Linked DNA regions of Homo sapiens: region 1 is linked to region 2. Evidence: read pairs that join two places in POLR2A ChIA-PET (ENCODE). Cell type or tissue: OCI-LY7. All regions are shown on one strand. Links, peaks and the distances in the headings refer to the core of each region. The heading gives the core; the rest is flanking DNA. Region 1 overlaps EHMT1 (euchromatic histone lysine methyltransferase 1). Region 2 overlaps EHMT1 (euchromatic histone lysine methyltransferase 1).

Evidence for each region. Peaks named below come from ENCODE experiments on the same cell type or tissue, not always from the same donor. Only the 100,000 strongest peaks of a DNase experiment are listed, where the experiment ranks them.
Region 1: POLR2A ChIA-PET joins it to region 2 with 5 read pairs; 3 of 35 experiments call an interaction of 5 or more read pairs at or near these places.

The regions. Positions count from the first base shown.
Region 1 is chr9:137,684,910-137,700,129 of GRCh38, forward strand. All of the region lies in intron 1 of EHMT1 (euchromatic histone lysine methyltransferase 1), which reads left to right. It overlaps LOC124902319 (a long non-coding RNA gene), which reads left to right. Exons shown (of 2, transcript XR_007061886.1): 1 at 1-426; 2 at 4,105-4,324. Among named protein-coding and RNA genes, the nearest start is that of EHMT1, 74 kb to the left of the region's middle. RefSeq lists enhancers at 4,996-5,498, 10,624-11,308. In OCI-LY7, for the core only: no CTCF peak of the experiment used is centred there; no DNase peak of the experiment used is centred there; H3K27ac peaks cover 456 bases.
Region 2 is chr9:137,622,384-137,639,569 of GRCh38, forward strand. All of the region lies in intron 1 of EHMT1 (euchromatic histone lysine methyltransferase 1), which reads left to right. Among named protein-coding and RNA genes, the nearest start is that of EHMT1, 12 kb to the left of the region's middle. RefSeq lists enhancers at 6,180-6,239, 10,434-10,728. In OCI-LY7, for the core only: no CTCF peak of the experiment used is centred there; DNase peaks (open chromatin) are centred at 8,418, 9,738 and 9,988; H3K4me3 peaks cover 3,082 bases; H3K27ac peaks cover 3,916 bases.

The DNA.
Region 1 (15,220 bases), core at 4,089-8,088, 59 kb after region 2:
TTATTTTCTGATTTGAATTACTGCATATACATTGTATTTTTCCTTTTAAAGGAGTCTTTTCTAATAATTGCATTGGTCTCATAGCCACAAATTAAAGAAATTTATGATTGCATCTGTAAGGTTTGTTTGTATACCTCTAAATCTTTTTTCCCCTTGCTGGTTTTTTTATTGTGATAAAGTATACTTAACATAAATTTTACTACTTTAGCCATTTCTAAGTGTGCTATTAAGTGGCATTAAGTACCTTCACAGTGTTGCATAACAACCATTGTAACCGTCATCAGTCTGTTTCCAAAACATTTTCATCACCCCAAGCAGAAACTCTGTATCCATTAAACAGTAACTTCTCTTATCTTCCTCCTCCCAGCTCCTGGTAACCCCTGATAGACTTTTTGTCTCTGAATTTGCTTAAACCCGATATTTCATGTAAGTGGAATTATACAATATTTGTCCTTTTGTGTCTGGCTTATGTCATGTAGCATAAGGTTTTCAAGATTCACCCAGGTTGTAGCAGGTATCAGAACCCATTCCTGGATATATACTGTGTTTTGTTTATTCATTCATCTGTTAATGGGCACATGAGTTTTTTCCTATCTTCTGGCTCTTGTGAATAATGCTGCTTCGAACATGTATATGCGAGTATCTGTTTTCAGTTCTTTGGGGTATATACCTAGGAGTGGAATTGCTGGATCATGTGGTACTTCTGTGTTTAACTTCCCGAGGTCAAACTGATAAGCAGTTTTTCATGGTAGCTCCATCATTTTGTGTTTCCATTAGCAATACATGAGGGTTCAGATTTCTCTACTCCTCACCAACACTTTTTGCTGTCCATTTTGTTGATTGTAGCTATCCTAGTGGGAGCAACGTGGTATGTCATTGTGGTTTTGACTTACATTTCTGCAATGCATAATGAATGATGTTGGCCATCTTTTCATGTATTTATTGGCTGTTTGCATATCTTTGGAGAAATGTTTATTCAGATCTTTTGCCCATTTTGGAATTTGTCTTTTTATTGCGTTGTAAGATTATTCATTTATTTAGTCAGTCAGTCAGTCACGGGATCTCACTGTGTTGCCCAGGCTGGTCTCCAGCCCCTGGACTCAGGTGGCACTCCCAGTTCAGTCTCCTGAGTAGCTGGATTACAGGTGTGAGCCACTGTGCCAGGCTTGGAAGAGTTCTTTATATTTTCCAGATACTGGGCCCTTACCAGATACATGATTTGGAAGTATTTTCTCTCGTTCCTTAAGTTGTCTTTTTATTTCTTGATGGTGTCCTTTGCAGCACAGATGTTTTTAGTTTTGATGACGTCCAATTTATCTGTTTTTTCTTTGGTTGCTTGTGCTTTTGGTGTGATAATTTAAGAAATTGTTGCCTAACTCAAGGTTGTGAAGACTTACCCCTGTGTTTTCTTGTAAGAGTTTTATAGTTTTATCTCATATTTGTTTTTTTTATCTATTTTGAGGCAGTTTTAAAAATTTTTTTAATTTTTTTATTTTTTGAGGCAGGGTCTCGCTCAGTCACCTAGGCTGGAGTGCAGTGGTGCAATCACAGCTCACTCTAGCCCTGACCTCTGGGGCTCAGGCATTCCTTTCACCTCAGCCTCCTGAGTAGCTGGGACCACAGGTGTGCACCCCCATCCCCGGCTAGTTTTTGTATTTTTTGTAGAGACCAGGGTTTGCCATGTTGCCCATGCTGATCTGGAACTCCTGGCCTCAAGCTACTTGGCCTCCAAGAGTGCTGGGATTAGAGGTGTGAGCCACTGTGCCCAGCTGAGTCAATTTTTATACATGGCATGAGGTAGGGGTCCAACCTCATTCTTTCTTTTTTTTTTTTTTTTTTGAGATGGAGTCTCGCTCTGTCACCCAGGCTAGAGTGCAGTGGCGTGATCTCGGCTCGCTACAAGCTCTGCCTCCCGGGTTCATGCCATTCTCCTGCCTCAGCCTCCCGAGTAGCTGGGACTACGGGCGCCCGCCACCGCGCCCAGCTAATTTTTTGTATTTTTAGTAGAGACGGGGTTTCACCATGTAGCCAGGATGGTCTTGATCTCCTGGCCTCATGATCCACCCGCCTCGGCCTCCCAAAGTGCTGGAATTACAGGCATGAGCCACCGCGCTGGCCCCAACTTCATTCTTTTGCATGTGGTAATCCAGTTGCCCCAGCAACATAGTTGATAGGTCTTCCTTATCAAATTCATGGTCTGTTCTTGTCAAATATCGATATACTGTAAAGGTATGGGCTTATTTCTAGGTTCATAATTCAATCCCATTGATGTGTGTATCTGACTTTTTGCCAGTAACACACTGTCCTGATTATTGTAGCTGTGTATTAAATGGGAAAATGTGAGTCCTCCAGCTGTATCCTTCTTTTTCCAATTGTTTTGGCTCTCTTGACCCTCTGAATTTCCTTATGAATTTTAGGATCAGCTTATCATTTTCTGCAACAATAACAGCAGCAAAGCCAGTTGAGATTGTACTTGGGGCTGCATTGGGTCAGTTTAGGTAGAGTTTAGGTGGAGGAGTTGAGGTAGAGTTGAGGTAGAGAGTTGAGGTAGAGTTCAGGTAGAGAGTTTAGGTGGAGGAGTTTAGGTAGAGTTCAGGTAGAGTTTAGGTAGTGCTGTTGCCTGAGTGTTTGTGTTCCCCCCAAAACCAAGGTGTTAGTGTTAGCAGGGGAGGCTTTTGGGAGGTGCTTTTGTCATGAGGCAGAGTTTTCATGAATGGGATTAGTGCCTTAGAAAAGAGGCTTGGGAGAGACTCCTACCCGTCACGCGAGGACACGGCAAGAAGATGGCAGGCCATGAGCCCGGAAATGAGAGCCTGGCCACACGCTGAATTTGCCAGCACCTTGATCTTGGATTTCCGAGCCTCCAGAACTTAAACAAATAAATTTCTGTTGGGTCTGTGCCACCCACATGAAGGCAGTTTGTTATAATAGCCTGAAAGGATAAAGTCAGAGCACGTCATCGTGTCACCGTCTTCACGGTGTGGTCTCTGATCCTTCAACATGGGGCGTCTTTCTATTTAATTGAAACTTCTTTGATTTCTTTCAACTATGTTTTGTAGTTTCATTGTACAAGCTTGAACTTGTTTTGATAAATTTATTTCTTTAGTATTCTTTTTGGTTTGGAATTTTTTTTAGATGGAGTCTTACTCTGTTGCCCAGGCTGGAGTGCAGTGGCACAATCTCGGCTCACTCCAACCTCTGCCTCCTGGGTTCAAGTGATTCTTCTGCCTCAGCCTCCCAAGTAACTGGGATTACAAGCATGCGCCACCACGCCTGGCTAATTTTTGTATTTTTAGTAGAGACAGGGGTTCACCATGTTGGCCAGGCTGGTCTCGAACTCCTAACCTCTAGTGATCTGCCTGCCTCGGCCTTCCAAAGTGCTGGGATTATAAGAGTGAGCCATTGTGCCCAGCGTGGAACTGTTCTTGAAATTTCATTTTTATATTCTTCATTGGTAGTTTATATAAACTCGGTTCATTTTCATGTGTTCATCTCATACCTTGCCACGCTGCTGGACTCTTTATCCCACACTGGGCCGTGGCCGGCTGCCAGCGCTGCACCCCTCCTCCTCAGAGCACATGGAGGGCCACACTGATGCCTGTGCTTGCTGGAGGCTCTTGAAATGATCACTTGGGAAGAATAAGCATATCTGCTTTATTGTGAAGAGAAATATCAATGTAGAGCATTTGTACTGTCTAAATGAGATTTTAAAAAGGGATAGTTTTATAATATTATGGAAATACTTAGAAAATAAAATTTTAATAGATTGTCCAACCGCTATCCACTTGATTACCATCACTTAGCAGTGCGTTTTGTGTATTCTCATGCACACGTTTGTATTTGTCATGAGTGATGAGTTTGCTTCTGCGTTCTCCTCGGTTGGTGTCATATCACTGCATGGACAGCAGGTGTGTGAAGGTTTGTGTCATCCACCGAGTCTGCCCTGACTGAACTGGTCACATCCGCGGATGGCCGTGGTGACCTCTTCTGAGCTCTGATCTGCTATTGTGGATGTCTTTGTACAAGAGGAAGTGACTGTCCTGATGGGAGTGGTGAGCTGCTGCAGGAGTGACTGACAGTGACTGCTTGTTCTCCATCCCCCAGGAGTGACTGACAGTGACCGCTTGTTCTGCATCCCCCAGGAGTGACTGTGACTGCTTGTTCTCCATCCCCCAGGAGTGACTGATTGTGACTACTTGTTCTCCATTCCCCTTTTTACACTGGAAAGGATTTTATTTTCAATTACAAAAGAAGTCTCTATGTATAATCTTATTGTGGAAAAAAATCAAACATTGCAAATAAAGCTACAGTTTTCTTTGGTCAATGGATCCCACCTCCTCCTCAGAAATACATTGTATGTGAGTTTGGTATGTGTCCTTCAGGAGTATTTTTGTGCGTGTTCATAGATAATTGAGCTGTGTGCTATTGTTTTTGTGAGTATGTACTTTTTAACATTATGAAATTGCATTCTATGTGTTGGTTGACATTTTTTTCACTTTTAAAAAATTGACACGGCCGGGTGCGGTGGCTCATGCTGTTAATCCCAGCACTTTGGGAGGCGGAGGTGGGTGGATCATGAGGTCAGGAGTTCAAGACCAGCCTGGCCAACATGGTGAAACCCTGTCTCTACTAAAAATACAAAAATTAGCCGGGTGCAGTGGTGCACACCTGTAATCCCAGCTACTCAGGAGGCTGAGGCAGGAGATTGGCTTGAACCTGGGAGACAGAGGTTGCAGTGAGCTGAGATTGCGCCACTGCACTCCAGTCTGGGTGACAGAGCAAGACTCCGTCTCAAAAGAAAAAGAAAAGGACACATAACAGATGTACACATTTTTTTGGGTACCTGCGATTGTCATTTGATGTGTGAATAAAGAGCTAAGGAGGGTGAGAGAGATAAGCTGCATAGACATCTGGGAGGAAGGGGCTCCAGGTGGGAATGACTGCAGTTGTGGGGGCCAGCTCCTGGGCAGGTGCCCACCATGTTGGCTGCTGTGCCTGGCGTGGAGTAGACGCGTGGAGATGAGGCCGAGGAACTCTGGTCAGTCGTGGTGAACAGAAGCAGTGCACGCATAGGCTCTCAGAAAGAACTTGCCTCTTATTCCGAGCAAGATGGGAAGCCACTAGAATGTTTTAAACAGAGGACTGGTGCATGATCTGACTTACATTTTAATGGGATTTACTATGTTAAGACCCAAGGTGACGTGGGGAAAACTGTGAGAGATGAGATGGCAGGCAGTGTTGCTGGTGTGAGAAGTGATGGGATTTCTCATGTATTTTGAAGGCGGAGACTAGATTTGCCGATGGACGTCATGTAGAATTTGGAAGTGAGGAATGCAGGGTGACTTACTCTTGTGTATTTGCTTTTCTATTTCACAGTATTTCATAGAGCTCTTCCCATGTCAGTACATAGAGATCAACTTTATGAGCTGTTGCATAATAATCAGACAGCAGGAGGCTGAGCTTAGCGGCTCATGCTGTCATCCCAGCGCTTTGAGAGGCCGAAGTGGGAAGATTGCTTGAGCCCAGGAGTTCAAGACTGCAGTGAGCTGTGATTGCCTCACTGCACTCCCGCCTGGGTGGCAGTGAGACCCTGTCTCAAAAAAAAAAAAAAAAAAAAATTACAGACTAGATGTCGAAGAATATATCTTGTTTCTTGTTTATTTTATTTTATTTTTTTTGAGACAGAGTCTTGCTGTGTCGCCCAGGCTGGAGTGCAGTGGCGCGATCTCGGCTCACTGCAACCTCTGCCTCCCGGGTTCAAGTGATTCTCCTGCCTTAGCCTCCCAAGTAGCTGGGATTACAGGCGTGTGCCACCACACCCAGCCCTCTCCTTTAAACATTCCCGTGTTGGTGGTCATTGTGATCATCACTTGTGTATGTTGCTGTTACAAATTGCACTGCTGCTTTAAACAGCATCATATATTCTTCCACATGTACATGTCCAAGAGTGTTTCTAGATAAGCACCATGAAGTTAAGGTGCTGGGTCATACAGAGAGGACTCATTTAAACATGTTTTAAAATTATGACAACATATACATAACATAAAATTCACCATCTTAACCATTTTTAAGTATAAAGCTCAGTATTGTTAAGTATATTCACATTGTGCTGCTGTTACCACCATCCAGCTCCAGAACTTTTTCATCATTTCAAGCTGAAACTCTGTCTCCATTAAATGCCAAGTCTCCATTCCTCCCTCCCCTCAGCTCTTGGCACCCACCTTTCTATTTCCTGTCTCTAAGACTTGGACTATCTAGGGACCTTACACAAGTGGACCATACAGTATTTATCTTTTGTGCTTGGCTCATTTCTCATAGCATAATGTCCTTAAGGTTCATCTGTGTTATAGGATGTGTCTGAATTTCCTTCCTTTTTAAGGCTGAATAGTATATATGTAATTATATATATATATATAAAATATATTTTTTTTTCTTAAAATTTTTTTTTTGTAGAGACAGAGTTTCTCTGTGTTGCCTAGTCTGGTCTCGAATTCCTGAGCTCAAGTGATCTGCCCGCCTCAGCCTCCCAAAGTGCTGAGATTACAGGCTTGAGCCACCGCGCCCAGCCGTAATGTTCTGTTGTATGAATGGACTACATTTTGTTTGTCCATTAGTGGATGTCCGTTGATGGACACTTGGGTTGCTTCCACCCCTTGGCTATTGCAAGCAATGCTGTTGTGAACATGGTGTGTAAATATCTCTTTGAGACCCTGCTTTCAATTGCTAGGTCATATGGTAATTCTATTTTTGATGTGTTGAGGAACCGCCATACTGTTTCCCATAGCAACCGCACCATTTTGCATTCTCACTAGCAGCACGCAAGGGTTCCAGCTTCTCCACGTCCTTGCCAGCACTTGTAAGGGTCCATCTCTTTGATGACAGTCTCTCCTGGGTGTGAAGTGGCCTCTTGTGCTTGGTACACTTGCCTGGCTCTTGGCTCCCGCCCACATGCGAAGCGCCCTGTCTCCCCTGGGCAGGGACTGGGCCCTGTGTTTCCTGGCCCTGGTTCTCTCATTTCCTTCCTCTTTTAATAGAGGACCTTTTGAGAGTGTTCTCTTTCCCTGAAATATAAATGAAGTGCAGTTTACTAAAAATTCACAGGATATTCCTGATTGTATTGAAGTGCAAAACAGGCAGAACTAATGAGAAGGGTGATGTGTGTAAGAATTTGGAAATGGTATAGGATGAGAATCATACACAACACCAGCCAGTATCAGGCAAGGTTCCAGAACACCACTGGGGAAGGGGCTCCTTCAGCGCTGATGAAGAACGTTTACGTGCACCTGTGGATCTTTCACATGGCATGTCGTCACTAGATGGTGTTTTTCTTTTTTTTCTTTTCTTTCTTTCTTTCTTTCTTTTTTTTTTTTTTTGAGACAGAGCCTCACTCTGTTGTCCAGGCTGGAGTGCAGTGGTGTGATCTTAGCTCACTGCAACCTCCGCCTCCTGGGTTCAAGCAATTCTCCTGCCTCAGCCTCCCAAGTAGCTGGGATTGCAGGCGTGCACCACCGCGCCGGGCTAGTGTTTGTATTTTTAGTGGAAACGGGGTTTCGCTGTGTTGGCCAGGCCCGATCTCGAACTCCTGACCTCAGGTGATCCACCCACCTCAGCCTCCCAAAGTGCTGGTATTACAGACGTGAGCCACCGAGCCCGGCCTCAGATGGTGTTTTTCCATCAACTTTTTCTTTTTACTTAGAAAGGAGTTTTTAAAACCATAAAAAGTGAGAAAACTCTCTTTTAGACGTTGATATCTTCCATGTGTGGGAGGAGCTAGATGATCTGCGCGCTGGTCAGAAGCACGTTGCATGGTGTGTGTGTGTCGGACGGCAGTGAACAATGCTCAGGCGCCTGCTCCAGCCCTGGTGAAGCCATCATGCTCCAGTGCGCAGTGTCTGTTGCTGCTGGGTGTGGGAGCACCAAGGAAGAGACCTGGGCAGGAGCTGACTTCAGAGCCGGCTGAGGAGGGGTGAACACGTGCGGGCAGTGGTAGGGTGTCTTTTGGAAAAAAGGGACAATCAGAAGCCTGAGAGTCCGGGGTGGATGTGGCCACAAGGGTTGTCCTTGGAATCGGCTGGACGGCACCTCTGCCTGCCTCACCTGGGGGCTTTGGACCCTTTGGCGAATGGGCACAGCAGAGGTTTTCAGCATGGCAATAATAAGACTTTTTAGAAAGGAAAAGTGTAGTGGGTGGATGGAAAGAGCAGGTTAATTGTTAAACTCGTAGGGGAGATGGGCTGAGGGCCGGAGCCACAGCGTGGAGTTGGAGACGCACAGTGAGGCCGGGCTAAGGGGACTGGACTTGTTTTTGAACAGTTCAAGTTAGCGGGTATCTAACAAGCAGTGACTGATGTCTTCCATGTGGCAGATACTAAACACTTTAATTTTATATTTATTAAATATATTGAATAATATTAGAGCTGATAATCAATTCAGAACTTAGGCATCACCCACAGTCCTGAGTCCTGCAGCCCCCGCATAGCCTGCTGAACTGGTTTTGTAGTTAGTTGTTCCCATTTTACTGCAGAGGAAACGGGCACAGAGAGGTTAAGAAACCAAGGTTACGCATCTCATTAATGACAGAGCTGGGATTCGAATCTAGCCAGTCTATCAAGCTTTGCCTGTCACTTACCCACCACGCAGTGGTGCAGGACGCTGGCCGATACCCCCCACACAGTGGCACAGGACGCTGGCCGATACCCCCCACACAGTGGCTCAGGACGCTGGCCGATACCCCCCACACAGTGGCGCAGGACGCTGGCCGATACCCCCCACACAGTGGCTCAGGACGCTGGCCGATACCCCCCACACAGTGGCTCAGGACGCTGGCCGATACCCCCCACACAGTGGCGCAGGACGCTGGCCGATACCCCCCACACAGTGGCGCAGGACGCTGGCCGATACCCCCCACACAGTGGCTCAGGACGCTGGCCGATACCCCCCACACAGTGGCTCAGGACGCTGGCCGATACCCCCCACACAGTGGCTCAGGACGCTGGCCGATACCCCCCACACAGTGGCTCAGGACGCTGGCCGATACCCCCCACACAGTGGCGCAGGACGCTGGCCGATACCCCCCACACAGTGGCGCAGGACGCTGGCCAATACCCACCAGGCGATGGTGCTGGACGCTGGCCGATACCCCCCACACAGTGGCTCAGGACGCTGGCCGATACCCCCCACACAGTGGCTCAGGACGCTGGCCGATACCCCCACACAGTGGCGCAGGACGCTGGCCGATACCCCCACACAGGGGCGCAGGACGCTGGCCGATACCCACCAGGCAATGGTGCTGGACGCTGGCCGATACCCCCCACACAGTGGCACAGGACGCTGGCCGATACCCCCACACAGTGGCGCAGGACGCTGGCCGATACCCCCACACAGTGGCGCAGGACGCTAACCGATACCCCCCACACAGTGGCGCAGGACGCTGGCCGATACCCACCAGGCGATGGTGCTGGACTCTGGCCGATACCCCCCACACAGTGGCACAGGACACTGGCCGATACCCACCATGCGGTGGCGCAGGACGCTGGGACTGGAGGAGGCGCACAGCTGAGGCCGGCTCCGTGCCCTTCTTCCTGCCTGTGAGGCAGTCTCGTTGGTCGGCAGTCTTGTTGGTCAGCAACCTTGTGGTTTCTGATAGGTTCCATGAATTTTCATCTTAATTTGCTCCATATTAAACTCAGGGAAGGAGTAGATGTTTTCCAGTTTCACTTGGGCGGGTAGAGGCTGTAAGTCTCCACAGGGCTGTGCTCTGAGCCATGTGCCAGTCAGCAGCCCAACCATGGTGGAGACGCGCCTAGCACACAGGCAGGAGCTGTTAGCAGGAGGCTGGCGAGCAGGTGATCAGGCGCGAGGCCTCGGGGTGCCCTTGACCCGGCGAATCTCCTGGAAGGCAGGCCATCAGCTCGGCAGGCCCAGGAATTTGATGTTGCAGGTAAACCAGATTGTCAGAATTGTACTCTCGGTCTTGAAGGAGATGGTAGATAAACTAGAGCATCAGCATATTAGTGGCGGTAAGAACGGCAAGTAGCCGTTTCCAGCTTGACTGCCCTTAGAGCACATACCCTCTGACCTCACACTCACCAGTTATGTCAAGGCACCCGTTCTGGTCATGGCTACTTTTTGGTTTTGGACCTGAAAGACTCTAAACAGACAGGTTTTGGCTGATGGGAATTTGGAGTTTTTGGGGTTTTTGCAGGCAGGTGCTCACACCCTGGGCACCTGGATTACCGGCCGCCCGGCCCTGTGTGCCTCCCCTCGGCACGTGTTTCTTCTGTAAGGAGCACTTAGACTGCTCACGTTCCTGGTTTGCTGATCTTCTCTGTTGGTCCAGTTCCCTGAGGGTACAGACTACAGCCGTTGAGCCTAGGCCTTGGTGGCAGGTGAGCCCCAGAGCTTGGATTGCTGTGAGATCTGTGTGTCGGGCCTGTGCTGGGAGCATGGACGGAGCCCTGGAGCTGGGGTTTGCTCTGACCCCTGCTGGCGAGGGGAAGAAGGTCAGGACAAAGAGCATTGCTTTCCTTGTCTCCCGCCAGGGACTGCACTGCCCTGAAACTCGGTGGCTGAAACAACAATCATCATTTGTTATCCCTTTGAGGGGACAGGAATTCAGACGGCACAGAGGAGATGACTTTATTTTGGTCAATGAGTCTCAGCTGGAAGACTCGAACATGGGGGTGGTGTTAGTGTGGGCTGCGTCCTTCCACATCTGGTGGCCAGTGCTAGTTAGTGGGTTCTTGGCTAGGGCACCCATGTGTGGCCTCCCGGGTGGCGTGGGCCCCTCACACACAGTGGCTAGGCAGCACAGAGCAAGCTAGCAAGGCAGAGCTGGGTTGAGGCCGCCGTCTGTGTCATGGGCTGCCACTTCAGCCACATACTTCAGGTCCACCCAGGCAAAGGAGGGGGATACCGACCCACCTCTCGATGGTGGAGTCTCAGAGTACTGCTGGAGGCACATGAGGGACTGGCAGATATTTGCACTGGTTTTGCCATCTTTGGACAAATGCCATAGCCGAAAGAACTGGACAAAGGCAGTAGTAGGGACGGGGCCACCTTTGATTGTCTTTCTTTGCAGAGAGGCTCAATCAAGGGTTAAGCAGCAGATGGAAAGGGAATCTGTCCTGATATTTTAAAATCCCTTAAATGTAATTTCTGGGGCTACTTTGGATATTAATTGTTTTTTTCCAAATTTAGGAACCAACTCTCCTTTTTCTGCCAAGGGAAAAAACAAAAAGACAAAAGAGGGAAAAGAAAATCTCTCAGATATTGAAAGGATTCATTCTTTTTCTCTCCACCCCTTTCGATAATTAGCTGGTGAAATTGGTATGTGGAAAATGGTTTAAAATTAGGGGGCGGGTAGAGAGTGCTCTTCATCTCACGAGTTTCCTGGACCGAAGTTGCTTCCCATCTTGGAGAAGCCGTTTGGCATTTAAAGTTCCTTCTTGCTGCTGTTACAGTTCCCAAGGAGAAGACAAGTCTCTCTTCCAGATCCTGGGCTTTCCTAAAGCAGAAGGGAGCAAATGGCAGATTGGAATGTGACATTTTTCTTATTTTGACTAGAATAAAGAAAAATCTCCACTGTTAGGTAGAGAAGGCAGTCTTTTGTGTTGGTTGTTGTGAAATGACGTTTTTAAATGTTGATAGCGTGTAGGATAGTCCAGTGGACCAATGTATTTTCTTGAGGGGGAGAAGGACCTTCCTTCTAATAGTCTCCCCCAGGTTGTGAAAGGCAAACATCAAGTTCAACTGTAGAATCACGAAGATAAGTTTAAAGAGACCGCACAAGGGTTTTTCCTTCCATTTTCTTCATGTCTTGCCGTCATGGGGGTATCTTCAAAGCTCGGGTAGGTAATATGTGAAAGTTGACACACCCCTCCCAAAACACAAATGGCAAGGTGGAAGTGTGTAGAGGCCATGCTGGGAAGAATACCAGATCAGTTCCAGGGGAGCATGCCTGCGTCTTCCTTCCTTTCCTCCTGAGCTTGTGTGCTTCTCACTTGTAGTTGTGCCTTCTGGTACTTCTGACCCAGAGGCACAGGACCCCAGAGCAGACCACAGAGCTGGCCCTGTGAAAACAGTGCAGAGACTGGGTGTGGGGACTCACACCTGTGATCCCAGCACTCTGGGAGGCTGAGGCGGGCGGATCGCTTGAGGTCAGGAGTTAGAGACCAGCCCGGCCAATGTGGTAAAACCCTGTCTCTACTAAAAGTGCAAAAATTAGCTGGGCATGTTGGCATGCACTTGTAATCCCAGCTACTTGGGAGGCTGAGGCAGGAGAATCATGTGAACCTGGGAGGCAGAGGTTGTAGTGAGCCGAGATGGTGCCACTGCACGCCAGCCTGGATGACAGAGTTTGTCTGTTTCAAAACAAACAAACAACCAGTGCAGAGTTTGAGATCCATGTGCCTGATTGTTTTAGCACTTGACCTCCATGTTTCTGTGGGGGTCTCTGGTTCCAGGGCAGGCACTCCTGGAGCTCATTTGCCCTGAGGGAGATCCTGCTCTGCCCACTGGGATCGGCCGGCCTGGCCTTGTGCTCACTGCACACAGGGTCATACAGTTTACCTAGCATACTGTTTGAAGATTTTTTTGAAGCGGTTTTAAATTTCTGGTAACTTTAAAGATTTTTCTTTTAGCCTCATGTAGAAGGACACTTTTTGTGGTTAAAATCTTACTGTTGAGATTAGAAATTTTTCCTTTGGATCATTTACATTATATTTGGTAAGTTAGAGTGAATATGTTGATAGAATATTCATTTCCAAAGTAGTTTTTATTCTTGCATCCTTGTAAAATAAAGCCAAATTACAAGAAGTCTTCAGTAATTTGTTTAGTCTAAGAAAAGAACAAAGCTTTCTGGAAAAATGAGCAAAAGAACCCTGAGATAAGATGATTATATTTTCTCCCCGTTAAGTTTTCCGTTCAGATGATTCTATCCATACAGCTCCTTTTTTGTAGTTTGACTTTTTGAGTAAAATGTGATTGCATATTCTGGTCCAAAGGGAGGATGGCACTGTTGTGAGGGCAGCGTGTGAGGGCGGCGTGGCTCGCGGAGGCCTCACTCCCCACTGTTGTGAGGGCAGCGTGTGAGGGCGGTGTGGCTCGCGGAGGCCTCAATCCCCACTGTCGTGAGGGCAGCGTGTGAGGGCGGCGTGGCTCGCGGAGGCCTCACTCCCTGGCTTTCACTCCAGCCTCCTGGTAGCATGCAGAGACACAGTGTGGAAACGGAGGCCACTGTCACAAGCGCTGAGGAGGATCATTATTACTGGTTTGTTGACAAAACGTGGACGCATTTTGTCTTATCCAGCATGTTGTAGAAAAGCAGGGATTGCCGTGGAAACTCCACACTTTGACTAGGAAAAGAAATGATCACTTCTGAGGTAACTGTGATGTAGATGTATTATTGTAGACATGGTAAACTACCTTATTAATCTTCACCTCATGGTGGTATTGACTGGGCGGATTGTAAAATGCCATTGTTTGCTCTGTCTTTGATAAACATGAAGGATCAGGTGTCATCTCTTTAGTGGGTGAGAAAGTCTCTGGAAGACCATTGAAGCTGCCTAACACCAGGTATCGCTGAAAGGATTTTTAAAGCTAGTGAGCAGGTTGCCAGGTTGTTCAAAGGTAGAGTGGGCAGGGAGGTGGCTGGCTATCCCCAGGGCCCAGATGCAGATGGGCAGGGGTCCTTCCTGCCAGCCTGGAACCTTAGGTGCACCCTCAGTCTGTTTCAGGGTCAGGCAGGGCCTAGGTTTACCAGCAGCCATGAAACCATTGAGTCTTTTCTTCATGACATACCAGTGGCCAGTGTCGCAGTCAACACAGTTCCATTGGTTCTTTTTCCTATCTCTTTAAAATTTAAATTTATAAAATTATTTAAATATTTTTATGGGCTTGTCTTTGAATAATTTTAACAGAGATTATCCAAAATATGTCTAGTCCTTATTTGTCTTTGAATTTTAGGAATCTTATAAAGGGCAGTGTCTCAGTTTCTATGATCTTTCCCCCACTATACATTGTTTATTTAAAAAAAAAAAAGTCAGTAGTTTGGTAGAAATTGATGGGGCAGGAGGCCACGCACTGGGAACCTCACCTGCAGGGTGCAGGGTGTGCCCTATTCTTCGCCTGTGGGGGATGGTGCCTCATCTCTTAGGTGGGCTGCTGGTGCAGGTGCGGCTGAGGAGGCTCCACAGGAGCAGGCATTTGAACCCTGAAGGCGCGCTGCCGTCTTCTCTGGAAAGGTGATGCTGAGCTCTTCACAAAAGTTTAATAATTTATACTGTAGGTATAATAGAAATTGTCTTTTAAAAAAGCATCTAACATCTAATGTAGTAAAGTTAAGGTTAACTGTTATGACACATTATATTGGATGCATGGTCATTTCGTATTAAATGACAATGGAGAGGTGTCTATTTGTAGATGAAAAATAATGTTGTCCTGTCAGCCACAAGAAGGAAATTAATTCAGTTAAAAATGTTGGGCCAGGCATGGTGGCTCACACCTGTAATCCCAGCACTTTGGGAGGCCGAAGTGGGCAGATCACTCGAGGTCAGGAGTTTGAGACCAGTCTGGCTAATGTGATGAAACCCCGTCTCTACTAAAAATACAAAAATTAGCCAGGCTCTAATTGCCATGCGCCTATAATCCCAGCTACTTGGGAGGCTGAGGCAAGAGAATCGCTTGAGCCCAGGAGGCGGAGGTTATAGTGAGTCGAGATTGCGCCACTGCATTCCAGCCTGGGTGACAGAGCAAGACTCTGTCTCAAAAAAAAAAAAAAAGAGAAAAAGATGTTGGCCTGGCACAGTGGTACATGCCTGTAGTCCCACCTATGGAAGGCCTAAGTGGGAGGATCTCTTGAGCCCAGGAGTTGGAGGTTGCAGTGAGCTGTGGTTGCACCACTGCACTCCAGCCTGGGTGACAGAACAAGACCCTGTTTCTAAAAATGAATGAACAAGCAAATATGTATATGCTGCCTTTGTTTTTCCTACAGATTATGTTAAGTTGTGATTATTGCATGCTTATTTTATGATTACATTTAGAGGAAGAGACATACAAATAAAGTGGTAGTGTTGTAAAAACTTGAAGCTTTTTATTTTAATCATGAAGAACATTTCAGTTACGTAAATGTATATCATCATGTGGAATAAAGAGGTTACTGTCTTCTGTCCTGTGTTGCTAAAGAGAATTTGTGAGGTCACTGGCATGAATATAGCTACAC
Region 2 (17,186 bases), core at 7,724-11,723:
TGCTAGGATTACAGGCGTGAGCCACCGCCCCCGGCCGATCATCTTCTGTCTTTCTAGAGAAGAAGCAGCCCACTTGCATCTCTTGAGCATTTACTTCATGTTTCTAAATATATGTTTGTATTGTCATGTCTTTATTCACCAACTTTAGGGGTCGACTATGGACTTCCATTAATGGTGAATTAGTGTAAGATTTAGATTAGAGAAGATTTTTGTTCTCTTATGTTCATCCTGCCCCAATCAGAATGTATGTTCTTGGCCAGGGCCAGCAGCTCATGCCTGGGAGGCCGAGATGAGAGGATCCCCTGAGCCCAGGAGTTTGAGACTAGCCTGGGCAACAGAGTGAGACCTTGTCTCTACTAGAAGTAAAAAAGTTAGCTGGGTGTGGTGGTGGTATGTGCCTGTAGTCCCAGCTACTTGAGGGGCTGAGGTGGGAGGATCGCTTGATCCCAGGAGGCCAAGGCTGCAGTGAGCTGTGATTGTGCCACTGCCCTGCAGCCTGGGTGACAGAGCAAAATCCTGTCTCAAAAAAAAAAAAAAAAAAATACAGCCAGGCGCGGTGTCTCACACCTGTAATCCCAGCACTTTGGGAGGCTGAGGTGGGTGGATCACGAGGTCAGGAGATCGAGACCATCCTGGCTAACACACAGTGAAACCCTGTCTCTGCTAAAAATACAAGAAAATTAGCCGGGTGTGGTGGCGGCCGCCTGTAGTCCCAGCTACTCGGGAGGCTGAGGCAGGAGAAGGGCGTGAACCCGGGAGGTGGAGCTTGTAGTGAGCCAAGATCATGCCACTGCACTCCAGCCTGGGCGACAGAGCAAGACTCCGTCTCAAAAAAAAAAAAAAGAAAAAAAAGAATGCATGTTCCCTCTGCCTGGTACACAGCATCATCCAAAGGAGTCTCCTCACCTTTCCCTGTGTCTGATGCTGCTCACTGTTTATTCCCTCCTGGTGATGGAACACACTCTCCGTTAGCTAGCCAGGAAGGTGTGGTAAGCGGTGAACTTTTGGGGTTTGCGTGTCTGAAAATGTATTTACTCTTTTTTTTTTTTGAGATGGAGGTCCGCTCCGTCGCCCAGGCTGGAGTGCAGTGGCACTATCTCTGCTAACTGCAGCCTCCGCCTCCTGGGTTCAAGCGATTCTCCTGCCTCAGCCTCCCAAGTAGCTGGGATTACAGGTGCTTGCTACCACGCCTGTGCCTGGCTAATTTTTGTATTTTTGGTAGAGACGGGGTTTCAACTTCTTGGCGAGGCTGCTCCTGAACTCCCAACCTCAGGTGACCTGCCCACTTCGGCCTCCTAAAGTGCTGGGACTACAGGAGTGAGCCTCCGCACCCGGCCGCAAATGTCTTTATTCTGCCCGTGCGCTTAGTAAGTTTGGCTGGTAGGTTGGAAAGTCATTTTGAAGTCATAGCTCCAATATCTTTCAGTTTTCATTGTTGCTCTTGAGAAGTCTGGTTTGGTCTTTTTTCTTTTTGAGACAGTCTGGAGGAGTGGTTCAATGATAGTTCTCTGCAGCCTTGACCTCCCGGGCTGAAGTAATCTTCCTGCCTCAGTGCCCTGAGTAGTACCTGGGACGGCAGGTGTGTGCCGCCATACCCGGTTGATTTTTCTTTCTTTCTTTTTTTTTTTTTTTTTGAGATGGAGTCTTACCCTGTTGCCCAGGCTGGAGTACAGTGGCGCCATCTCGGCTTACTGCAACCTCCGTCTCCTGGGCTCAAGTGGTTCTCCTGGCTCAGCCTCCTGAGTAGGTGGCATTAACAGGTGTGTACCATCACGCCCAGATAATTTTTTTGTATTTTTAGTAGAGACGGGGTTTCACCATATTGGCTAGGCTGGTCTTGAACTCCTGACCTTGTGATCTGCCCACCTCAGCCTTTCAAAGTGCTAGGATTACAGGCCAGGCATTAGGCACTATGCCCGGCCTCTTTTTTTTTTTTTTTTTTGAGACATGGTTTCACCCAGTCTGGCATCCAGTTGCCCAGGCTGGCATGCAGTGGTGTGTGATCTTGTCTTTCTGCAACCTGCCCGGTTCAGGCAATTCTCCTGCCTCAGCCTCCCGAGTAGCTGTGATTACAGGTGGGCACCACCACGCCTGGCTAATTTTTGTAATTTTAGTAGAGACAGGGTTTCGCCATATCGGCCAGGCAGGTCTCGAACTCCTGACCTCAAGTAAGTGATCCACCTTCCTCAGCCTCCCAAAGTGCTGGGATTACAGGTTTGAGCCACCATGCCTGGACTCCAGCTGATTTTTGTATTTTTAGTTGGGATGGGGTTTTACCATGTTGGCCAGGCTGGTCTCGAACTCCTGACCTCAAATGATCCATCCGCCTCAGCCTCCCAAAGTGTTGGGATTACAGGCGTGAGCCACTGTTCCCGGCAGTGATTTTTCTGTTTTTGTAGAGACAGGGCCTTGCCATGTTGCCCAGGCTGGTCTTGAACTCGGCCTCCTGAAGTTCTGGGATTAAAGGCATGATCCACCGAGCCTGGCCCAGTTTCATTCTTCTTTTTTTTTTTTTTGAGATGGAGTTTTGCTCTTTTCACCCAGGCTGGAGTGCAGTGACGCGATTGGGTTCACCGCAACCTCCACCTCCTGGGTTCAAGTGATTCTCTTGTCTCAGCCTCCCAAGTAGCTGGGATTACAGGCTCCTGCCACCCCGCCCCGCTAATTTTTGTATTTTCGGTAGAGATGGGGTTTCGCCATATTGGCTGGGCTGGTCTAAAATTCCTGACCTCAGGTGATCCACCCGCCTCAGCCTCCCAAAGTGCTTGGATTCCAGGCGTGGGCCACCTTGCTGGCAAGGCCCAATTTCATTCTTAACCGTTTGCAAGCACTATTCCCTTGCCGAACCTTTAGGATCGTTGCATCCGTGATTTTCCTAATATTTATCATGCGTTTAGTGCTAGCCTTTTGTTATGTATTATGCAGGTGCCTAAGTAGCTGTGAAATCTGAAGATTGACACCCTTTCATTATAGGAGGTTTTTTGTTGTTGTTGTTGTTGTTGGAGAGAGACAGTCTCACTATGTTGCTCAGGCTGGTCTTGAACTCCTGGGCTCAAGCAAGCCTCTTGCCTCAGCTTCCAAGTAGCTGGGACTACAGGCACGTGCTACCATGCCTGGCTAATTTTTGTATTTTTAGTAGAGATGGGGTTTTGTCATGTTGACCAGTTTGGTCTCACATTCCTGACCTCAAGTGATCTGCCCGCCTCGGCCTCCCAAAGTGCTGGGATTACCTGTGTGAGCCACCGTGTGTGGCCGACAGTTTATTCTTTACTGTTTTCTCTGTGTTCTCCTTTTCCGTTTCCTTTAGTTGAATGTTGGACTTCCTGTATTTAGTTTTCTGATTTTAAGTATATTTTCTTGTCATGTCTTGGTCTTGTTCTATTTTGGGGGAGCATTTTTGACCACTTCTCAATTTTTTTAATCGAATTTTTAACTTCAGTTGTTATTTATATATATATTTTTTGTTTTGTTTTGTTTTTGTTTTTTTTTGAGACGAAGTTTTGCTCTTGTTGCCCAGGCTGGAGTGCAGTGGGGCGATCTCGGCTCACTGCAACCTCTGCCTCCCGGGTTCAAGTGATTCTCCTGCCTCAGCCTCTCGAGTAGCTGGAATCACAGGCATGCACCACCAAGCCTGGCTAATTTTGTATTTTTTTTTTTTTTTTTAGTAGAGTTGGGGTTTCTGCATGTTGGTCAGGCTGGTCTCAAACTCCTGACCTCAGGTGATCCACCCGCCTTGGCCTCCCAAAGTGCTGAGATTACAGGCGTGAGCCACCACGCCTGGCCCAGTTGTTATATTTTTATATTCTTTACTGTTTTCTATTCTTTTTAGTATCTCCTGTTCTTGTTTTATATATATAGTATCTTTGCTTATTTATTTTAATTACAATTAAAATTTTAAAATTACAGTTAAAGTTATTAAAAAACTATTTAAAAAATGTCTCAGCCTGTGCAACACAGCAAGACCCTAAAATCTGGGACTTCCAGCATGCACCACCATGACCAGCTGGTGCGTGCCTGAAATCCCAGCTACTCAGGAGGCTGAGGCAGGAGGATTGCTTGAGTCCGGGAGGTTGAGGCTGCAGTGAGCCATGATCACACCACTGCACTCCAGCCTGGGTGACAGAGTGAGAGAGACTGTCTCTAACCAAAAAAAAAAAAAAAAAAGTTGTTTCCTTCATTTTTTGTGTTTTCCCTGCATTCGTTCCTCTTTGCTGTCTTATCTCTTAGTCTTTCTTCTATGATGTAACCTTTCCTTTAGTGTCTCATTGTCTTTGGCCATTTTGCCGTGTTGCGAATAAAGCACTCACCATGGAAAGCTGAGTGCTGGGGGCTTGTTTATTTGTTGCCTTCACTGTAGGGTGATGGTTGGCTGCTGCTGTTTTGTTGGCTCTCTTGCAGAATTTTTTTTTTTTTTTTTTTGAGACAGAGTTTTGCTCTTGTTGCCCAGGCTGGAGTGCAGTGGCGTGATCTCTGCTCACTGTAATCTCTGCATCCTAGGTTCGAGCAATTCTGCCTCAGTCCCACAGGTAGCTGGGATTACAGGCGTGCACTACCACACCTGGTTAATTTTGTTTTTGTTTTTGTTTTGTTTTGAGACGGAGTCTCGCTTTGTTGCCTAGGCTGGAGTGCAGTGGCCCCATCTCAGCTCACTGTGACCTCCATCTCCCAGGTTCAAGCGCTTCTCCTGCCTTCGCACCCCCTAGTAGCTGGGATTATAGGCGTGCGCCACCACGCTCGGCTAATTTTTGTATTTTTGGTAGAGACAGGGTTTCACCATGTTGGCCAGGCTGGTCTCAAACTGCTGACCTCAGGTGACCCACCCCCCTTGCCTCCCAAAGTGCTAGGATTGTAGGCATGAACCACCATGCCTGGCCATTTTTTTTTTTTTTTTTTTTTTGAGATGGCATCTCTTTCTGTCACCCACGCTGGAGTGCAATGGCGTGATCTTGGCTCACTGCAACCTCCACCTCCCGGGTTCAAACGATTCTCTTACCTCAGCCTCCCAAGTAGCTGGGATTACAGGTGCGCACCACCACTCCGGGATAATTTTTTTGTATATTTAGTAGAAACGGGGTTTCACCATGTTGGTCAGGCTGGTCTCAAACCCCTGATCTCAGGTGATTTGCCCACCTCAGCCTCCCAAAATGCTGGGATGACAGGCGTGAGCCGCTGCGCCCGTGATTTGCCCACCTCAGCCTCCCAAAATGCTGGGATGACAGGCGTGAGCCGCCGCGCCCGGCCCTTTTGCAGAGGTTCTGTCTGCTGGTTTGGTTTTCTTGAAGGATCCCTCAATTTCTTGCCTTGCTGGTATAAGCTGGATTTTTTTTTTTTTTTGAGACAGAGTCTTGGTCTTGTCGCCCAGGCTGGAGTGCAGTGGTGTGATCTCGGCTCACTGCAACCTCTGCCTCCTGGGTTCAAGCAATTCTCCTGCCTCATTACCCCCCCACCCCCAAGTAGCTGGGATTATAGTTGTGCACCACCACGTGTGGCTACTTTTTGTATTTTTAGTAGAGAGGGAGTTTCGCCATGTTGGCCAGGCTGGTCTTGAACTTCTGACCTCAAGTGATCCACCCTCCTGGGTCTCCCAAAATAATGGGATTACAGGTGTGAGCCACCATGCCCGGCCATTTTTGGTGGACCTTTTTATGGGGCTAAACGTCTGGTGTCTTGTGGCTACAGAAGACCAGTACTTGCTTGAGGAGGAGACCTGAGAGGTCAGCTGTTCTCAGGTGGAGTTTTGCCCGCATTCCCCTTTGTAGTTGCAGGCATCACCCCCATTGTCCCCACCCTTCTGTGTTTTCTGGGGTCAGTCTGCCAGCTGCTCAGCTGCAACTCCTTTATTTAAGTTTCTCCTTCCTCTACTCTGTGGGATAGGTTAGCTCTCCTCTACCTCTCTGTCTTCCTATTTGTGTTCTATTTAGGGATTTCACATGTCTTGGGGTTTATGTGTCTCTTTCCTGCTTTTCTTGTCTTTGATTGATTTTTGCTAAGAGAAGAGAGGATCAGAATCAATTTTTCTTTTTTTAAAATTACTTAAACATTTAATTTTTAATTACACAATATAATTTATAAAACATTTTGTAGAGATGGAGTCTCACTGTGTTGCCCAGGCCGATCTCCAACTGGGCTCAGGCGATTCTCCCGCTTTGGCCTCTGAAAGTGTTAGGATCACAGGCGTGAACTGCTGTGGCTGGCCTGAGAAGCATTTTCCATAAATCTTGAGAAGCAGATTCTTCCGTAAACTAGAAGCACAGCTGTCCTATGAAAAGGGCTGCCTGTCTTCGGATCTTACTATGTCAGTTGTTGGTTGTGGTCGGAAGGTTCTGGAGTCATAGTAAGGGCCAGCAAGGGTGATGTTTGTGCCTCAGCTCTAATGTCGAAAAGAGCGTCTGTGGCTACCTTAGTTGCTGGAGATCCCACACGTGGCCAGAGCCAGAGGTGGGGCTAGAGCCCTGGTTTCCTTCTTCTGCTTCCTGTCATGTGCTGAAAGAGCTGTGTAGGTTTGACCACATTTTATTGAGTTTTTCTTTGAAAATAATTTGGCTTATAAGAATCATGTTTTGGATTCTTTAGGAACTTTATTTTTTTTTTCAATCATTTCATTGGATTAAGCATGGTTGATGGATTACTTTATCCTAAGGTAAGTGGGCAGTTTGATTTTAAGTTGCTCACTCAGCAAACCAGGTAGGGAATAGTTATTTGCTTTTGTATTTTTTTTTTTTTTTTGAGATGGAGTTTCGCTCTCGTTGCCCAGGCTGGAGTGCAGTGGTGCAATCTTGGCTCACTGGAACCTCCGCCTCCCAGGTTCAAGCGATTCTCCAGCCTCAGCCTCCCGAGTAGCTGGGATTACAGGCGCCCACCACCATGCCTGGCTAATTTTGTATTTTTAGTAGAGATGGGATTTCTCTATGTTCGTCAGGCTGGTCTCAAACTCGTGACCTCAGGTGATCTGCCTGCCTCGGCCTCCCAAAGTGTTGGGATTACCGGCGTGAGCCACCACACCTGGCCAGTTTTTTTGTTGTTGTTGTTAAATGGAGTCTCGCTCTGTTGCCCAGGCTGGAGTGCAGTGGCGTGATCTCGGCTCACTGCAAGCTCCGCCTCCTGGGTTCTCGCCATTCTTCTGCCTCAGTCTCCCAAGTAGCTGGGACTACAGGCGCCCACCACCATGCCTAGCTAATTTTTTGTATTTTTAGTAGAGACAGGGTTTCACTGTGTTAGCCAGGATGGTCTCGCTCTCCTGACCTCGTGATCTGCCCGCCTCTGCCTCCCAAAGTGCTGAGGTTACAGGCATGAGCCATCGCACCTGGTCCAGTTTTTTGTATTTTTAGTAGAAACGGGGTTTCACCATGTTAGCCAGGCTGGTCTCGAACTCCTGACCTCAGGTGATCCGCCCACCTCGGCCTCCCAAAGTGCTGGGATTATAGGCATGAGCCACCGCACCCGGCTGAGAATAGTTATTAGAGCCCAGTTAATTTGGCCTATGGCAGGTATGATATAGAAAGCATTACTTCCAGGACTGAGAATTCTCCTTTCTTACTGTTTTGCTTCTCTTTAACTTTTAATATTTTCATGTATTAAAAAAAAATCTGATGATTTTGGATTTTGAAAAACAAAGCTAAAGTGGCTGCTATAACTCTTCAGAGGTAGCATTTCCTTTGAAATGGAGTCTCTTGGATAAGAGGCCACTTTCCCAGGAACATCACTGTGAGCTGCTGTTTCATTCTGGAAAAGCTTGTGGATTTCTTTCTGTATTCTAGTTGTAATAGGCTGGTTCTGATCACAGTATATTTAAGATGCTGTTTTGAGCACTTTCTGTTTATGCAGTGCAATTCTAGGTATTTGTAAGAGGACATACAAAGTTTTGAGATTGATCCCTGATGTTACAAAATTTAATAATAGAACAGAGCAAATATTACTGAGTAGGAAATGAGAGTCAGTTAAAAGTAAACAAGAAGAGGCTGCTGGATGGCCACAATTGCTGCGGCCACATGTGTGGGGAAAAGTTCCTTGAGGAAGATGAGTTAGTCTAGGTCTTTTTTTTCCTTTAACAGCTTCTTGTCCAACACATAGTCTAGGTCTTAAAGGATGTGAGACATGAATTGGCATGAGAAGGTGGACAAAGTGTACATTAACAAAAATTAGGCATTTTAGCAAATTTAGAAATCAAACCTAGAAACCTCAGGATGCCATATATTTGTCATCTGTTTTTTTCCTGATCCTCGTGAGTGTATGTGTTTTTATTTAAAATTGGTGGTAATCAGTGATTATGTGCCGTTGTACTTCCTCTGTCCCGTATTGTCTGACGTGCATTCGTATCTTCAGTGTTTTTGGTAGCTGCATGGTGTGTGACATAGAAAAGTCCCAGTTTCCTCGACTGTGATTTGGGTGAGGTCTGTATCCTTTGGTGCACAGTGGAATTACAAGGTCAGAAGGGGATAGTGGCATGAGATGAAGCTGGAGAGGCAGGGCAAGGTTATCCAGGGCCTTGTTACCATGGTAACAAGTTGGGAAGTTTCATAACCACTGTAGACAGTCCTTGAAGATTTTAGGCATGGAATGATACTTTAAAAAGATGACCCTGGCTGCTGTGTGGAGAGCGGAAGTAGGGGGCCAGTGAGCAGGCTTGGCTTGAGTGGTATGGGTTAGTCATGATATAGGTGTTTAGATTTAATTTTTTGAGCATATAGGACAGTTACATGGTTCAAAATTGAAAAAGTATGGCCGTGTGTGGTGGCTTATGCCTGTAATCCCACCACTTTGGGAGGCCGAGGCGGGTGGATTGATCACCTGACGTCAGAAGTTCAAGAGCAGCCTGGCCAACATTGGTGGAACCCTGTCTCTAATAAAAATATAAAAAAATTAGCCGGGCGTGATGGCGGGCGCCTGTAATCCCAGCTACTCGGGAGGCTGAGGCAGGAGAATCGCTTGAACCCGGGAGGTGGAGGTTGCAGTGACCTGAGATCGTGCCATTGGACTCCAGCCTGGGTAACAAGAGTGAACCTCTGTCTTGGAAAAAAAATAAAAATAAAAATAAAATAAAATTGAAAAAGTACCTCCCTAGCCACTAGTTCTTCTCTTGGCAGGTCACCAGTATTTAATTACTGTGCATATTTCATGATGTTTATGAATATACAGTCATGTGGCACTTAAGGACATTTTGGTCCGTGGCAGACCACATACATGAAGGTGGTCCCCTAAGATTAGAATGAAGGTCAGGCGTGGTGGCTCACACCTGTAATCCCAGCACTTTGAGAGGCTGAGGCAGGAGGATCACTTGAGCCCAGGAGTTCAAGATCAGCCTGGACAACATAATGAGACCCTGTCTCTACAAAAAATAATGAAAAATTAGTTGGGCATTGTGGTGTGTGCCTGTAGACCCAGCTACTCCGGGAGGCTGAGGTGGGGAGAGTTGTTTGACCAGGAGGTCAAGGCTGCAGTGAACCGTGTTGGTGCCACTGCACTTCAGTCTGGGCAGCAGAGTGAGACCCTGTCTCAAAAAAAGAAAAAAAAGATTATAATAGAGGCTAGAAATTCTTACTGCCTAATCACGTCGTGGGCATTGCTTTGTAGTAGGGTAGTGCACTGCCTTTTCTGTGTTCAGACGCACATGTGTCATTGTGTTGCACTTACCTGCAGTAACGCGCTGTGCAGGTTTATAGCCTGGAAGCCATGGGCTACACCACACAGCCTAGATGTGTAATAGGTTTGCAGAAGTGCACTCTTTGACGTTTGCACAGTGATGAAATCACCTGATGACGCATATCTCCGAATGTATCCCCCTCATTCAGCGTCACTTAGATGCAGTAGATGTTACTGTCCTGTCGAGGGGTTCGATGACTTTACCATGTAGCTGGTATATGTTAGAGCTGGCTCTGCCCTGGGCTAGGATGGTGCAGTAGAATGGTGTTCGTTCCAGGGTTGGGGGAGGGTTGGGAAGGAATCACAGAAGGCACTTGAAAGGTGCAGGTGGGAGTAAGTCAACCTTTCAGCCCCAGTTCCCCTTGAAAATGCAGAGGCGAATGCATGAAGACGTAGTCTGAGTTGTGCTCTTTTTTTTGTTTTTGTTTTTGAGATGGGGTTTCACTGTGTTGCCCAGGTTGGTCTTAAACTCCTGGGCTCGAGCAGTCCTCCCGCCTCAGCCTCCCGAGTAGCTGGGATTACAGATGCGTGCCACCACACCTAGGTAATTTTTGTATTTTTGGTAGAGACAGGGTTTCACAATGTTACCCAGGCTGGTCTCGAGCTCTTGGACTCAAGCCATCTGCCTGCCTTGGCCTCCTACGGTGCTGGGATTACAGGCGTGAGCCACTGTGCCCAGCCTAGACCACTTTTTAGGGATTACAGGCGTGAGCCACTGTGCCCGGCCTAGACCACTTCTTCAAGCATTTAATGACTGTTCCTTTGATCATATTCCTGGGTATAGCATCACACGGGGCAGGTTGCTAACCTAGGTGGGCTGATGGAGCTGTGGAGACCATGCTAATGATTCTCGTCCTTGCAATAAGGGCAGTAGGAGGGTTTCAAGGCAGGGAGTGACCTCATCAGGTTTGCGTGTTAGGCTCTGGCTTCCTTCCTGGTCTTCCTGCTGCTGTGTGAAGAACGGATTGTAGACGGATGGCAGTGGAGGCAGCAAACGCAGTCCTCAGGGAGTGGGTGGTCACCGGTTATGTGGCAGATGAGGAGGGCACAAGGATGACTTGTGGGACTAGGCCGGAGCCAAATGCTGGGTTCTCTGCTTGAACGGAAGGGTGGGTGGCCGTGCCATTCACCCGGACAGGGAAGGCATGCTCAGGTCAGCTCTGGGGTGGTTTATTCCAGGGGTGGCAAACTCTTTCTGAGCAGGCTGGATAGTATTTCAGACTCATGCACCAAGAAGCAAAATCAAGGATAACTCCACAAATTTTTGTTGACAAAGATCAAAATATAATTGACTACTTTTTTTTTTTTTGTAATACAGATCTACTGATTAGAAGAACAGAATTTTTGGGGGGATAACATTTTGCTTAATTGGGGTTCAATGTTAATGTTCCCCATCATAAAAATTACTGGAGCTGTTCATCTGTTAAGTGCTTACTGTGACACAGTTTTCTGTTTCATCTTTGAAAATGTCTTCACACCGATAGCTGTTGCCATATTCCAGTATCAGTCCAGGAGCAGATGATTTATTTTTATTGAGATGTAATTCATTTACTATAAAATTCACATTTTAAAATGTGCACCTCAGTGGGGTTCTTTGGTATGTCTGGAGTGGTCCAACCATTACCACTACTTCCAGATCATTCCGTCATTACCACTACTTCCAGATCATTCCGTCACCCCAAAAAGAAACCTCATACCCATTAGCAGGACTTCCCTAATCCTCCCTCCCCGACCCCCGACACTGCTCTACTTTTTTGCAAATATTTTTTCTCATTCTGTGGGCTGTCTTTTCACTTTCTAATTTTTTTTTTTTTTTTTGAGACAGTCTCGCTCTTGTCGCCTAGGCTGGAGTGCAATCTAGTCTCACTGCAACCTCCGCCTCCCGGGTTCAAGCGATTCCCCTGCCTCAGCCTCCTGAGAAGCTGGGATTACAGGTGCGCACCAGCACGCCGGCTTATTTTTGTATTTTTAGTAGAGTCAGGGTTTCACCATGTTGTTCAGGCTGGTCTTGAACTCCTGACTTCAAGTGATCCACCTGCCTCGGCCTCTCAAAGTGCTGGGATTATAGGCATGAGCCACTGTGCCCGGCCTAATTTTTATTTTCTTGATGCCTTCCTTTGAAGCACAGATGTTTTTAATTTTTGATGAAATCCACCTTCTTGTTTTCCAGTTGGTTTCTTTGCTTTTGTTGTCGTGTCTGATTGCCCAATCCAAACCAGGGAGTTTATGTTTCCTTGGAAAATTTGCATAGTTTTAGCTCTTACATTTAAGTCTTTGATCCGTTTTGACTTAATTTTTGTATATGATGTTAGGTAGGATCCAGGCTTCATTCTTTTCATGTACAGTTGGCTCAGCAGCGTTTGTTGAAAAGACCATGCTTTCCCCATTGAATTGCCTGGCCATCGTTTTTGAAAATCAGTTGAACATAAATGTGATGGTTAATTTCTGGGTTCTCAGTTCTATTCCGTTGATGTATATGTCTGTCCTAATGCGAGCATTGTTGCAGCAGTGTAATAAGTTTTGTAATGAGGAAATGTGAGTCCTTCAACTTTGTCTTTTTCATGATTGGGTCCCTTGCATTTTCTTTCATTTCTTTTCTTTTCTTTTCTTTTCTTTTTTTTCAAGATTGGGTCCCTTGCTTGCTTGCTTGCTTGCTTTTTCTTTCTTTTCTTTCTTTCTTCTTTCTTTTTTTTTTTTTTTGACAGAGTCTCTCTCTATCGCCCAGGCTGGAGTGCCGTGGTGCGATCTCAGCTCACTGCAACCTCTGCCTTCCAGGTTCACGCCATTCTCCTGCCTCAGCTTCCCGAGTAGCTGGGACTACAGGCGCCCCCACCATGCCCAGCTAATTTTTTTTTTTTTTTTTTTTTTTTTGTATTTTTAGTAGAGATGGGGTTTCACCATATTAGCCAGGATGGTCTCGATCTCCTGACCTCGTGATCCGCCGGCCTCGGCCTCCCAAAGTGCTGGGATTACAGGTGTGAGCCACTGCGCCCGGCTGTCACTTGGATTTTCGTATGAGTTTTAGGATCTTGTTGTCAATATCTGCAAAAAAGCCTTTCAGGATCTTGAAAGGGATTGTGTTGAATATGTAGATCAGTTTAGGATATCGCCATCTTAATAGCAAGTCTTCCAATTGGGGAACACCGGATGCTTGTCCATTTATTTAGGTCTTCTATTTTATTTTATTTTATTTATTTATTTTGAGACAGAGTCTTGCACTGTCACCTGGGCTGGAGTGCAGTGGCGTGATCTCGGGTCACTGCAACCTCCGCCTCCTGAATTCAAGCCATTCTCCTGCCTAAGCCTCTCGACTAGCTAGGATTACAGGCACCCATCGCCACGCCCAGCTAATTTTTTTTTTTTAATGTATTTTTGGTAGAGACGGAGTTTCACCATGTTGGACAGGCTGGTCTTGAACTTCTGACCTCGTGATTCGCCCTCCTTGGCCTCCCAAAGTGTTGGGATTACAGGCATGAACCACTGCGCTCGGCCTTCAGTTTTCTTTAACATTTTCAGAGCTGGGCGCGGTGGCTCACGCCTGTAATCCCAGCACTTTGGGAGGCCGAGGTGGGTGGATCACGAGGTCAGGAGATCGAGACCATCCTGGCTAACATGGTGAAACCCCGTCTCTACTAAAAATACAAAAAATTAGTGGGACGTGGTGGCGGGCGCCTGTAGTTCCAGCTACTCGGGAGGCTGAGGCAGGAGAATGGCATGAACCTGGGAGGCGGAGCTTGCAGTGAGCTGAGATGGTGCCACTGCTCTCCAGCCTGGGCGACAGAGCGAGACTGTCTCAAAAAACAAAACAAAACAAAAAACAATATTTTAATGTATAAGTTTTGTAGTTATTTCTTACAAGTATTTTATTCTTTTTGATGCTTTTATAAATAGAATTAAAAAAAATTTTTTTTTTTTGAGATGGGGAGTCTTGCTCTGTCGCCCAGGCTAGAGTGCAGTGGTACGATCTCGGTTCACTGCAACCTCCGCCTCCTGGGTTCAAGCAGTTCTCCTGCCTCAGCCTCCTGAGTAGTTGGGATTACAGGTGCATGCCACCACGCCTTGCTAATTTTTGTATTTTTAGTAGAGATGGGGTTTCACCATTTTGGCCAGGCTGATCTTGAACTCCTGACCTCAGGATCCACCCACCTCCAGCTCCCAGAGTGCTGGGATTATAGGCGTGAGCCACCATGCCCAGCCACATTTCATTTTTAGATTGCAATTGTATAGACATAAAATTGATTTTTATATATTGGATCTTGTATCCTGCAACTTTGCTGAATTTTTTTTGGTGTGGATTCCTTGGGATTTTCTATATATAGGATTATGTCATTTGGGAATAGAGTTGTAGTTCTTCCTTTTAAATCTGGACACTTTTTTGTCCTTCCCTAATTGCCCTGGCTAGTAAAATGTTGAATAGAAGTGGTGAAAGCTGACATTCCCATCTTCATTCCTGTTTTTAGAGGAAAGCTTTTAGTTTTTCACCATTAGGTATGATATTAGCTATGAGTTTTTCCATAGATGCCCTTTACTAGATTGAGGAATTCCCTTTTATTTCTAGCTTGTTGAGTGTTTTCATTATAAAGGGGTTTTGGATTTTGTCAAATGTTTGTCTCTATCTGTTGACATGATTATGTAGTTTTTTTCCTTTATTGATATGGTGTCTTACATAGATTTTCATATGCTCAACCAGCCCTGCGTTTCTGCCCTAAATCCATTTGGGTATGTTATCTAATCCTTTTTAAATCTTGTTGAGTTTGATTTGCTAGTATTTTGTTGGGGATTGTTGCATCTTTGTTCATAAGTGGTATTATGTTGGTCTGTAGGTACCTCTTTTTAAAAAAAATTTATTATTTTTTTTTGAGACAGTTTCACTCTTTTTTTTTTTTTTTTTTTGAGACAGAGTTTCGCTCTGTCGCCCAGGCTGGAGTGCAGTGGCGCGATGTCAGCTCACTGCAAGCTCTGCCTCCTGGGTTCACGCCATTCTCCCGCCTCAGCCTCCTGAGTGGCTGGGACTACAGGCACCTGCTACCACGCCTGGCTATTTTTTTGTATTTTTAGTAGAGATGGGATTTCACTGTGTTAGTCAGGATGGTCTCGATCTCCTGACCTCGTGATCTGCCCGTCTCCACCTCCCAAAGTGCTGGGATTACAGGCGTGAGCCACCGCACCAAGCCCAGAGTTTTACTGTTGTTGCCCAGGCTGGAGTGCAGTGGTGCAATCTTGGCTCACCACAGCCTCCGCCTCCTGGGTTCAAGTGAATCTCCTGCCTCAGCCTCCCGAGTAGCTGGGATTACAGGCATGCTCCACCATGCCAGGCTAATTTTGTATTTTTAGTAGAGATGGGATTTTGCCATGTTGGCCAGGCTCGTCTTGAACTCCTGACCTCAGGTGATCCGCCTGCCTTGGCCTCCCAAAATGCTGGGATTACAGGTGTGAGCCACTGCACCTGGCCTAAAAAAATTTTTTAATTTTATTTTAGATAGGTGGTCTTGCTCTGTGGCCCTGCTGGAGTGCAGTGGTGCCATCATGGCTCACTTCAGTCTTGAACTCCTGAGCTCAAGTGATCCTCCTACTTCAGCCTCCTGAGTAGCTGGGACTACAGGCAAGTGCCTGTCGTTTTCTGTGTGTTATCTTTGTGTATTTGGTGCAAAGGTAATACTGGCTTCGTAGAATGAGTTGGGAAGTGTATTTCCCTCTTCCGTTTTTGGGAAGAGTTTGTGAAGCACTGGTTATCACGCCTTTAAATGTTTGGTATAATTCACCTGCGAAGCCATCTGGATCTTGGCTTTTCTTTGTTGGAAGCTTTAAAAATTATTAATTTCCTTATTTGTTCTAGGTGTGTAGGTTTTCTGTTTATTCCTGAGTTATCTTTGTTGTTGTGGGTCTTTCTGAGAATTTGTTCATGGCATCCAGGTTATCTAGTTTCCGGTATGCAGTTGCTCGTATGTTCCCTGTGACCATTTTTATTTCTGTCAGGGCTTGTGTTCCCCTTTGACGCTAATAAATTTTGGTAAGTGGGGTCATTTTTCTCTTTTTCTTGGTCATTCTAGCTAAAGTTTTGTGAATTATGTTGAATTTTTCAGAGAAGCAACTTTTTTTTTTTTTTAAGATGGAGTCTCGCCCTTTTGCCCAGGCTGGAGTGCAGTGGTGCGATCTCGGCTCACTGCAAGCTCCGCCTCCTGGGTTCAAGCAATTCTCCTGCCTCTGCCTCCTGAATAGTTGGGAATATAGGCGTGCGCCACCATGCCCAGCTAATTTTTTGCATTTTTAGGAGACGGAGTTTCACCATGTTGGCTGTGCTGGTCTCGCGCTCCTGACCTCAGGTGATCCACCCACCTCAGCCTCCCAAGTAGCTGAGATTACAGGCACCCGCCACCACGCCCGGCTAATTTTTGTATTTTTAGTAGAGATGATGTCTCACCATGTTGGCCGAGGTGGTCTCAAACTCCTGACTTCAAATGATCCACCCGCCTTGGCCTCCCAAAGTGTTGGGATTGCAGGCATGAGCCACTGCACCCGGCCTAGTTTTTTACTAGTTTCTTAATGCTTTTAGCTATGTTATAGAATAAATTGCATTCCCCTAAAAAATATGTTGAAGTCCTAAACCCCATACTTCAGAATTTGACCTTATTTGGAAATAGGGTCATTGCAGATTAGTTAAGATGAAATCATAGTTGAGTAGGGTAGGCCTCTAATCCAGTATGACTTACGTGTCCTCATAAAAAAAAAAGGATGCCTTGTGAACACAGACATGCACAGAAGGAAGACAGCATGCGGACACACAGGGAGAAGTGGCGCATGACTGGGGTGATGCTTCCATAAGCCAAGGAGTGTCAGGGACGGCCAGCAGACCCCAGAGCCTGGCCGAGGCAGGGGATGGCACTCCAAAGCCATTACAGACCACAAGGCCTACTGACACCTTCATTGTGGACTTCCAGCCTTCAGAACTTCGAGACCATACATTTCTATTGTTACATGTGTCCTAGGAAAAAACAGGCTGCTTCCTATAAATGTTGATATGTTGTATTTTCATTTTTATTCAGTTCAGAATATTTTCTATTTTCCCTTGTGACTTTAGAAGTGTGTCATTTAATTTCTAAATATTTAGGTATTTCCTGGATTTCTTTGTTTTGTTGATTTCTAATGTAATTCCTGTATGGTCAGAATTATACTTTGTATAGTTTCAGTGTGTTTAATTTGTTAGATTAAAAAAAAAATCCCGTATTATATTCTGTCCTGGGGAATGTTTCATCAGTGCTTGAAAATAATGTGCATTATGAATTTATTAGGTGGAATGTTCCCTATATGTCAGATTGAATTGGTTGATAGTATTAAGTCTTCCTTATTCTTTCTCATTTTCTTTCTAGTTCTATTAGTTATTGAGAGTAGAGTATGAGATCTACAGTACTGTCGAATTTTACATTTTCACTTTCAGTTCTGTTGGTTTTTGCCTCGTGTTTTGAGACTATGTTATCTTGCGTGTGTTTATAGTTGTTACATCTGCCTGGGTGTTTTGACACTTCTCTCATTATGAAATGTCCCTCTTT